Linked DNA regions of Homo sapiens: all the other regions are linked to region 1. Evidence: chromatin loops called from intact Hi-C (ENCODE). Cell type or tissue: CD14-positive monocyte. All regions are shown on one strand. Region 1 has its middle 17 kb from the start of NCR2. Region 2 overlaps NFYA (nuclear transcription factor Y subunit alpha). Region 3 holds the start of TREML4 (triggering receptor expressed on myeloid cells like 4).

Evidence for each region. A loop is a pair of places that touch in the nucleus more often than their neighbours do. Peaks named below come from ENCODE experiments on the same cell type or tissue, not always from the same donor. Only the 100,000 strongest peaks of a DNase experiment are listed, where the experiment ranks them.
Region 2: a loop joins it to region 1, with 7 times the contacts of the local background. A loop is called at or near these places in 50 of 110 quality-filtered maps.
Region 3: a loop joins it to region 1, with 4 times the contacts of the local background. A loop is called at or near these places in 4 of 110 quality-filtered maps.

What each region holds. Positions count from the first base shown.
Region 1 is chr6:41,317,750-41,320,249 of GRCh38, reverse strand. No RefSeq gene overlaps it. Among named protein-coding and RNA genes, the nearest start is that of NCR2, 17 kb to the left of the region's middle. RefSeq lists an enhancer at 509-1,050 and a silencer at 1,259-1,328. In CD14-positive monocyte, CTCF peaks have their summits at 1,002 and 1,214 (motif pointing right); a DNase peak (open chromatin) is centred at 1,289; H3K4me3 peaks cover 895 bases; H3K27ac peaks cover 376 bases.
Region 2 is chr6:41,091,248-41,093,747 of GRCh38, reverse strand. It overlaps NFYA (nuclear transcription factor Y subunit alpha), which reads right to left. Exons shown (of 10, transcript NM_002505.5): 7 at 2,054-2,220; 8 at 663-836. It also overlaps a transcript of OARD1 not described here. Among named protein-coding and RNA genes, the nearest start is that of NFYA, 20 kb to the right of the region's middle. In CD14-positive monocyte, CTCF peaks have their summits at 943 and 1,144 (motif pointing left); no DNase peak of the experiment used is centred here; H3K27ac peaks cover 406 bases.
Region 3 is chr6:41,227,217-41,229,716 of GRCh38, reverse strand. TREML4 (triggering receptor expressed on myeloid cells like 4) reads right to left here and starts at 1,368. Exons shown (of 6, transcript NM_198153.3): 1 at 1,227-1,368; 2 at 673-1,003; 3 at 146-196. The coding sequence starts at 1,289. In CD14-positive monocyte, CTCF peaks have their summits at 747 and 947; DNase peaks (open chromatin) are centred at 836 and 1,416; H3K27ac peaks cover 1,113 bases.

The DNA.
Region 1 (2,500 bases):
AGATCTTTTTCGGCCTCCTCTGCCTGATCTTCATCTCCTTCCACCTAGATGACAGCAAGAGCCCCCACCAGGCTCCTTCACTCACAGGTTTCACCTGCAATGTGGGTTGCACCTGCTGCACCTGGCCCTGACCCCGGAGGACACAGAATTAGTGCTACACTGTAGAGGACATGTGGAGGAGTGCAAAGAGCTCTGACTCAATCAAGGCCCCACTCTGATTAGCTTGATTGCACACACATGTGTGCATGTATGTGCTAGTGTGTATGTCCAGGGAGTGGTAGGAGGTATTGGGAAAGGAACTCAGGCCTATTGAGCTCTGAGACACTCACCCTTGAGTGTTTTCCTGAGCTGGTGGGAACCTCTGCAGGAGACCCAGGGCAGAGGGCCCCAGGCAGGAAGACCCAAGGGGAAAAAAAACCCACAAAAAACAAAAACAAAAAACATCTAAAAGAAGGCCACTGAAGTTTATCCAGAGCTATTCACCTCAGAGATTTCATAGGAGAGAATCTGCATTTTACAGACAGGGAACCTGAGTTCCCTCGAGGGTGTAGCATGCTGAGACGGTCAGTGGGCAGGTAGAATGCCCTCCTGGGACCCTTGTGGGCTCAGCTTCTTCCAGATTCTTCTCATGTGCTAAATCTTGGTTCCAAGGAAAGAAGTTACAGGTATTCCCTAGAAGAGTAAACAGAATAGATTCTAGAAGCAATTGGGGACCCCCCAGGGCTGTTTCCTCTAACAGGGCCACAGACTACTCCGTTCCCTGACGGCGACTTCCGGTCTCACATTTCCTGGACACCTCCCAGAGCCCTGTTCCCGCATAGCGATGAGACCCAGGCTCCTCCCAGAAAAGGCAACCCTTCTCAGGATTGGGGACCACGGACTGATTGGGGACCTTCCTCTGGAGCTTCTATTCCTGGGGATTCAACCTGGGCTCCCCACAGGACTGAAGGCCCACTTACACAGCACTGTCTGCAGCCTTGCGGGGTCTGAGACTCGCTATGCGTGGAGGCCGAGAAACGTGGACTCCACCTTCACTGTCTGCTGGTTAGGGAGGACTCCCCTGTCACACGGCAAAGAGAAAGTCAGAAGGGCCACAAAGAATAGAGTGTGCGAAGGTGTTCTGGCGACACTGCAGAGAGGAGACCAGGGAAGAATCAGAGAAACTGCAGGTGGCTGAAGATGCGCGCACGCGTGTGCACGCTGGCTGCAATAGCAGCCTCTGGCCAGCAGGGGGCAGGGGCAGCCTGTCCATCACCCCGGAGCGTAATCAGACGGCTCAACTCGGCTGTGCGCCCTTGGAGGCACACTGAAGAGCCCTCTGAAGAGCCACGTACGCAGCACCCTGGCTCTGCTTCCTGTCCTCCAGGACAGCGGCACGTGCAGTGGAAGGAGTGCTGGGCTGGGCTCCTGATGCCACAAATTCACTGGGGGGAACCTTAAGGGAATCACAGGGGATAGTGGCGACCGCTTCACAAGCATATTGTGGAAATGAAATTAGACTAGTCATTCTCAGACTCCTCTGCATGCTGGGATCATCTAGGGAGCTTCAGAAATGCAGATGCCGGATTCCACCCCAGTGCGCCTAATTTAATTGGTCCGGGTGTGGCCTGGGCTTTGGCATTTTAAAAATATTCCTCAGGTAATTCTAAGGTGCGGAGAAGTTTGGGAATTCCAGGGTCAGATACTCCTGTGACCAGCCACTGTAAACTCTAAGTTGCAAACTTGCTTTTACTCGTTTGCCTGAGGTCCCTTCTTTTCTACCTTGTTTCCGTATAATTGAAATTCGATCCCATCTGCTAGCTCATGTGTAACCTCTTCAGAATGGAAAATGCAGATCTGTCTCACGGTCTGAACTCAAACCATTCAAACATTTACTCCCACGAACTGTAGAAAGTTTGCCCAAAATTCACGATCTGATTAAAAAAATCCACTATGACAAACGTCTGCAAGCACCAAGGAAGACAGTCAAGGTGCAATGAGTGCAGGAGAGAGTGGAGGGTCCGTGGCTGTGGTGCCTCTGACGTTCCCCATTGGAAAGGGTTCTGGGGTTCTCACTGTTTAGTTCTGTCAGGCACCTGGGGGCACGACAAACTCAGGTCTAATTTAGATAAAATTCTAGCTTTAACTCAGTATTCCATGGTTATTTACATCACACTCCATGTTCATTACAGTGTAGAAGGGAAATATAATTTGTGTACAATACCACGTGTGCTGCACACGAACTCATGCACTAACAAGACTGTTCAACGTGAAATAATGTGGTATTTGGCATTTGGGGGATTACTGTTGTGCGTACTTTTTGGAGCATGTTATAGAAGATGTAAGAGGTTGCAGTAATAAGTGGGGACATTGGTTGGGGGTAGATGGCCTGGGAACACTTTACTCTGGCTCCTATGTGTGGTAATTAATTCAGACTCATGCTAGCTGAACATCGCCATATGCCACACACTGGCATGGACACAACCTTACCCCTAGAACTGGCCATGCCATATAGGTCTTT
Region 2 (2,500 bases), 230 kb after region 1:
TATAATCCCGGCACTTTGGGAGGCCCAGGCAGGTGGATCACCTGAGGTCAGGAGTTCGAGACCAGCCTGGCCAACATGGTGAAACCCCGTCTCTACTAAAAACACAAAAATAAGCTGGGCGTGGTGGCGCACACCTGTAATCCCAGCTACTCAGGAGGCTGAGGCAGGAGAATCACTTGAACATGGAAGGTGCAGGTTGCAGTGAGCTGAGATTGTGCCACTGCACTCCGGCCTGGATGACAGAGCAAGACTGAGTCTCAGGAAAAAAAAAAAAAAGAAAGGGTACCTTTCTTGTTCCCTTTCTTCCTAGGCTGGAGCCTAAGCAGGAATCTTGGACCATGAACAGCACACTAGCAATATTAAAGCAGTGAAACAGGTCTTGAGAACTGTGAAAATGTGCTACCAGTCCAGGATAATTTATCTCTGGACTACTTTTATGTATGAAAAGGAATAACATCTTATTTAAGCCACTGTTTGTTTTCGTTATTATAACTGCAGCTGCATATTAGTAATAACAAATGCTAACTCTTACAAAAGAGACAACAAGTATCTAACGTCAATTGTTTGGAAGGTACGTGAGAAAACAAGCCATATAAAAGATAATTTCAAAAGTAGAACCCTGCTATTCTCCTTTCCTATATCCTTCCCAATGTTATACATACCCTTCTCTCCTTTGGAATTTTCCCTTCTGCCTCTAGTTTAGCTCGGGCTTGCCTCCTCTTAAGAATACGGTGGTATTGTTTGGCATTCACGTAGAGAGGCTCTTCTTCAAGCATCTCTGCTCCAGGTAGAGGGATTCTTTGGATAGCAGGCACAGAGCCAGCCCCAGGAACCATCTGTGTGAACAGGAAACCAGAGCTTATTGGTGGCATGAAGTATGGACATAGAAACAGTTTCTTGGTTCCTCTTCATCCATTTTTTTTGTAAATGCCACAAAAAGTAATTTTTATAGGGTACTTGGGTAAATGCGGATCCCTGGAGAAATTTATACTAAAGATCTGCACTTTAAACAAACACCCCAGATGACTGTGTCATAGGAGATTCAGGTGCCACTCTGAGAAACTATATAACCATGCCCTAATTCATGTCCACCCATGGCTCTAGATATTTCTGCTGCCATCTAATGGTCAGGAACAGTAGTCATAAGACAAAAAAACAGCACAAAAATAGATAGACCAAGTGCTACTAAATGCCTATATTTATAAAAATAATAGTTAACTTATAATTCAATCCTAATTTTTCTTAAAAAACACCAAAACACTGTACTAAATGTAGGTAAAAACAAGTAACAGAGTCCTGTACCCCACAGCTCTTTCCCAAATACAACCGCTTTGAATAACTGTATTGAATCTTTTATAAAAATTATTTATTTTTCATTCAATTCGTAGAAACGAGGTCTCTCTACATTGCCCAGGCTGAGCTCAAACTCCTGGACTTAAGCCATCCTCCTGGATTAGCCTCCCAAGTAGCTAGGACTACAGGTGCATGCCACTGAGCCAGGGTTGGTTCTGTTTCTTTTCATAGCTTCCTCCACCTCTGTGCAGACTTCTGTTACTCATTCTTAATTTATGCATTTTAACATCCTATTTTGACATATGAGGATTTAGCTTTCAGTTACACCACCCAAATCTTCCTATCTTCCCAATACATTTACATGACACTTTTTTTTTGGTTTCTCTATCAATTACAATCTTTCTAATTTTTAGCTTATTTCTTATTTTGTCCATCATGGGCAATACTACTTTCCACTTCTCAAAGATTAGTATATAATTCCCTTCGTTATTTGAATTCTGAAAAGAATTCCATAAAATCACTATTTATCCATTGCTTTATCTCCAGCATCTAGAATAGTCCCTGGTGAATAGTCCCTGGCACATAGTAGGTGCTCAGAATGAATTATGGTTTGTCATAATGTTATTGTCAAAGTAGATTACCGACAGTGCCTTAAGGATCGATCTCAATCCCAAGAGGTCAACATAATAAATTTTAGGAGGCATCAAGTTGCATGTTCAAGAAAATTTCAAAGACAAAGCTGAAAAATACATTTTCTTACCATGACCATCCCTCCTGAATTGACCACATTGCCTGCCACTGGTAGTGTCACAGTGACAGTCCCTTGCCCACTGCTGGTTGTGTTGGTATTGGCTCCTGTTTGAACAATCTGTGCTCCTGCCAAACTGGCTGCTGGGATAGTGATCATGCCTGAAACAGGGACTGTAACTTTAAGAAAACAAAACATAAAACAAACAAAAAACAGGCACACAGAACAGAAAGAAGGGAACATAGTTAGTCCCTCTTCTATCTGGTATACACTCACCGATCCTGGCAAAACACACTGAAAAACACAAGGGGAGAAAAAGTACTCTCCCACTGTGGTGTGCTATATATAATCTAAGTAATCACAATCTTTGAAATTCTATTAACTGTCTAGGTCCCAGTTTTGAGTAACTCTATCCTTAGCAGTTTTCAAAAGGTGAAAAGGTTTGGAGGCCTCCTCTTC
Region 3 (2,500 bases), 91 kb after region 1:
CCCTGAAGGTAGCTTCCCACAAGCCCAGGCCCCAAGAGATCAGTCCTCAGAGGCAGGCCTCCCTGGTTTCCCCTTCCCTGAATCTGAGGCTCCCAAGCTGCCTGGTGACCCTTCTAATCTTCCCCCACCGAGGCCTCCAACCTACCTGTGCTTGTTGGGAGCCAGGGAAGAGTCCACATAGGAGACGTGGTTGGGGCTAAAGAGAAAAGACAGCAGACAATGACTCTCCAGGGGCCCAGAAGAGAGTAGGGTCTACCCCATACATAAGAGGAGGTAGGGGCCCAGAGCCAGACCCTCAGGATGTCTTAAGCCAGGAGTGGTCTGTGCCTAAGATCTGCATGACAGAGTTGTTGGTGTGTGTGTGTTAGTGTGTGTGTGAAAAGAAGAGTTGTGGGTGTGCCTGTGTAAGACAAAGAGAGACGCAGAGTGACAGACAGACTGTGTCTCTGTCCAGGGACCTCTGAGGGTACCTTCCCAACAATTGAGGCCAGGATGTACCGGGTGGAGGAGAGGTGAGAGTCCATGTTTGGGGACAGGATCTTTGCTCCCCTTGGACCACAGCAGAATACCTGGCAGGATGGGGGATGATAGAGGCATGGGAGGGGGTGCATGACATTTCCTTCAGGTCCCTGGGGGGTGGCACAGAGGTATTTCCTCAAGAAAAGAGCTCACCTGGAGACACCACCAGGCTGATATTTCTAAGAACAGTGATGATGTTTTCGGAAGCGTTGTAGATTCCACACCAGTAGAATCCCGAGTCATTCTGTGTCAGCTGAATCATGGTGATGTTGAAGAAGCCAGCATTGGGCTTGTCCCAGATTGTGTAATGAGACTTCTGAACTGCTGTCCAGGGCTTGGAGCTGGTGACAAGTAAGGTACACCGACTTGGAGATGTCTGCTGACACCAGGATTTGGGCTGATAGGGCCCTCTCTTGGGTGAGTACTGGCATTGCAGGAGGAGGGTCTGTCCTGGGTGTTTGTGAAGTTCTTCAGGCACAGCACCCTTTACCCAGGAACCGGCAGAAAGAAACCCAGGTCAGAGCTCTGAAGGGACCCAACCTCCCCCATCACAGGCTGGGGAAGGGGAGGGGGAACTAGTTCTGATGCCCACACATGGAAGAGGGCCCCTAAATTCTGTCCTATGGTCACACAGCCATGCTGCTCCCTGCCCCACTCATTCTTCATCCCACTCCTTACACCCCCTGCACTCTTTCCCTCCATGTCACCTGAGGCCAGGAGCAGCAGCAGCACAGGTGGAAGCAGCAGGTGTGGACCCCACCCCAGGCCATTCCAGCCCAGATCTGTTTCTGACAGCGGAGGAGAGGAGAAAAAAGGGAGCCCTCTCAGGAGGAGTCAGACGCTGGGTCTGATTCTGCCCCAGGTTCCCAGTGTCTCTCAGCTGGTAAAATTGAGGAAGTCAATGTCTTGCTGGGGAAATGGTCGGCCTGGGAGGGCGGGCTCTGCAGACCAGGGGAGGAGGGGCAGCCAGGCCTTGAAAGGGGCCACCAGCTACAGGGTCTGTCTCTGGGCCTGGGCACCTCAGCCCTGCTGTGTTGCTCTGCCGCCTTTCACTGAACTTCTCCCCATGTCTGCTGCTTTATGCCTTCCAGCCAGTCATACTGCTCCTCTATTGCTAGGGGCAGCTCTCAGCATGGCCAAGAATAAAGCTGGTGAATAAAGCTGGGGTCATCCCTCTTTCCTTCTCTCTGTGCACTTCCTATAGGTGGTCAGGGCCCTTGGAGGCACGACCAGACCCCTGAATCCTTCTGGTCTAGCCATGGTGGGTTGATGATGAGTTTTGACCCTGAGACATTTTGTAGAGGGCAGATTTTAATCCCAGGAATTACAAGATGTTCCCTGGAAATGGTGGGGCCAGGAAAGCAGGGAGGAAAGAGAGTGCTGGTCAGGGAAAGTTGGAGGGGAAGGCAGGTAGGAGTGGATCAGTTATGGTAGCTTGGGATCATCTCAATCAGTGCTTGTTGGATGAATACATCAGTGGATGAAAGAACAACGCGTGTGTAAAATGTACAGAAAAAGAAAATGGCCGAAGTGAGAACTATCTAGCAACAAAACCAAGTGGTACTGGATTACTACCCAATGTATATATTAAATCTCTAGGAGTCCATGCTGATGTAAGTAAATGACTGAATAAAGAACTGGGGGGGGGAATAGACAAATATCCCATGCATAAGGATTCTGCTGTGTTCAGAATGTTGTTCCCCCATCTCATATATTCAAACTTAATTTCCATGTGATAGCGTTAAGAGGTGGGATCTTGTGGGAAAATCTTAAGTCATGAGGGCGTCATCCTCAAGAATGCAATTAATGCCCTTATACCAGAGATTGCAGGAAGCAGATTTGCGCTGTCTGCCATATGAGGACAGTGTTCATGCCTTCAGTCAACTGAGGTTACTGCAAGAAAGCACCACCTTGGAAGCAGAGAGCAGCCCTCAGCAGATACCACATCCACTGACACCTTGATCTTTGACTTCCCAGACTC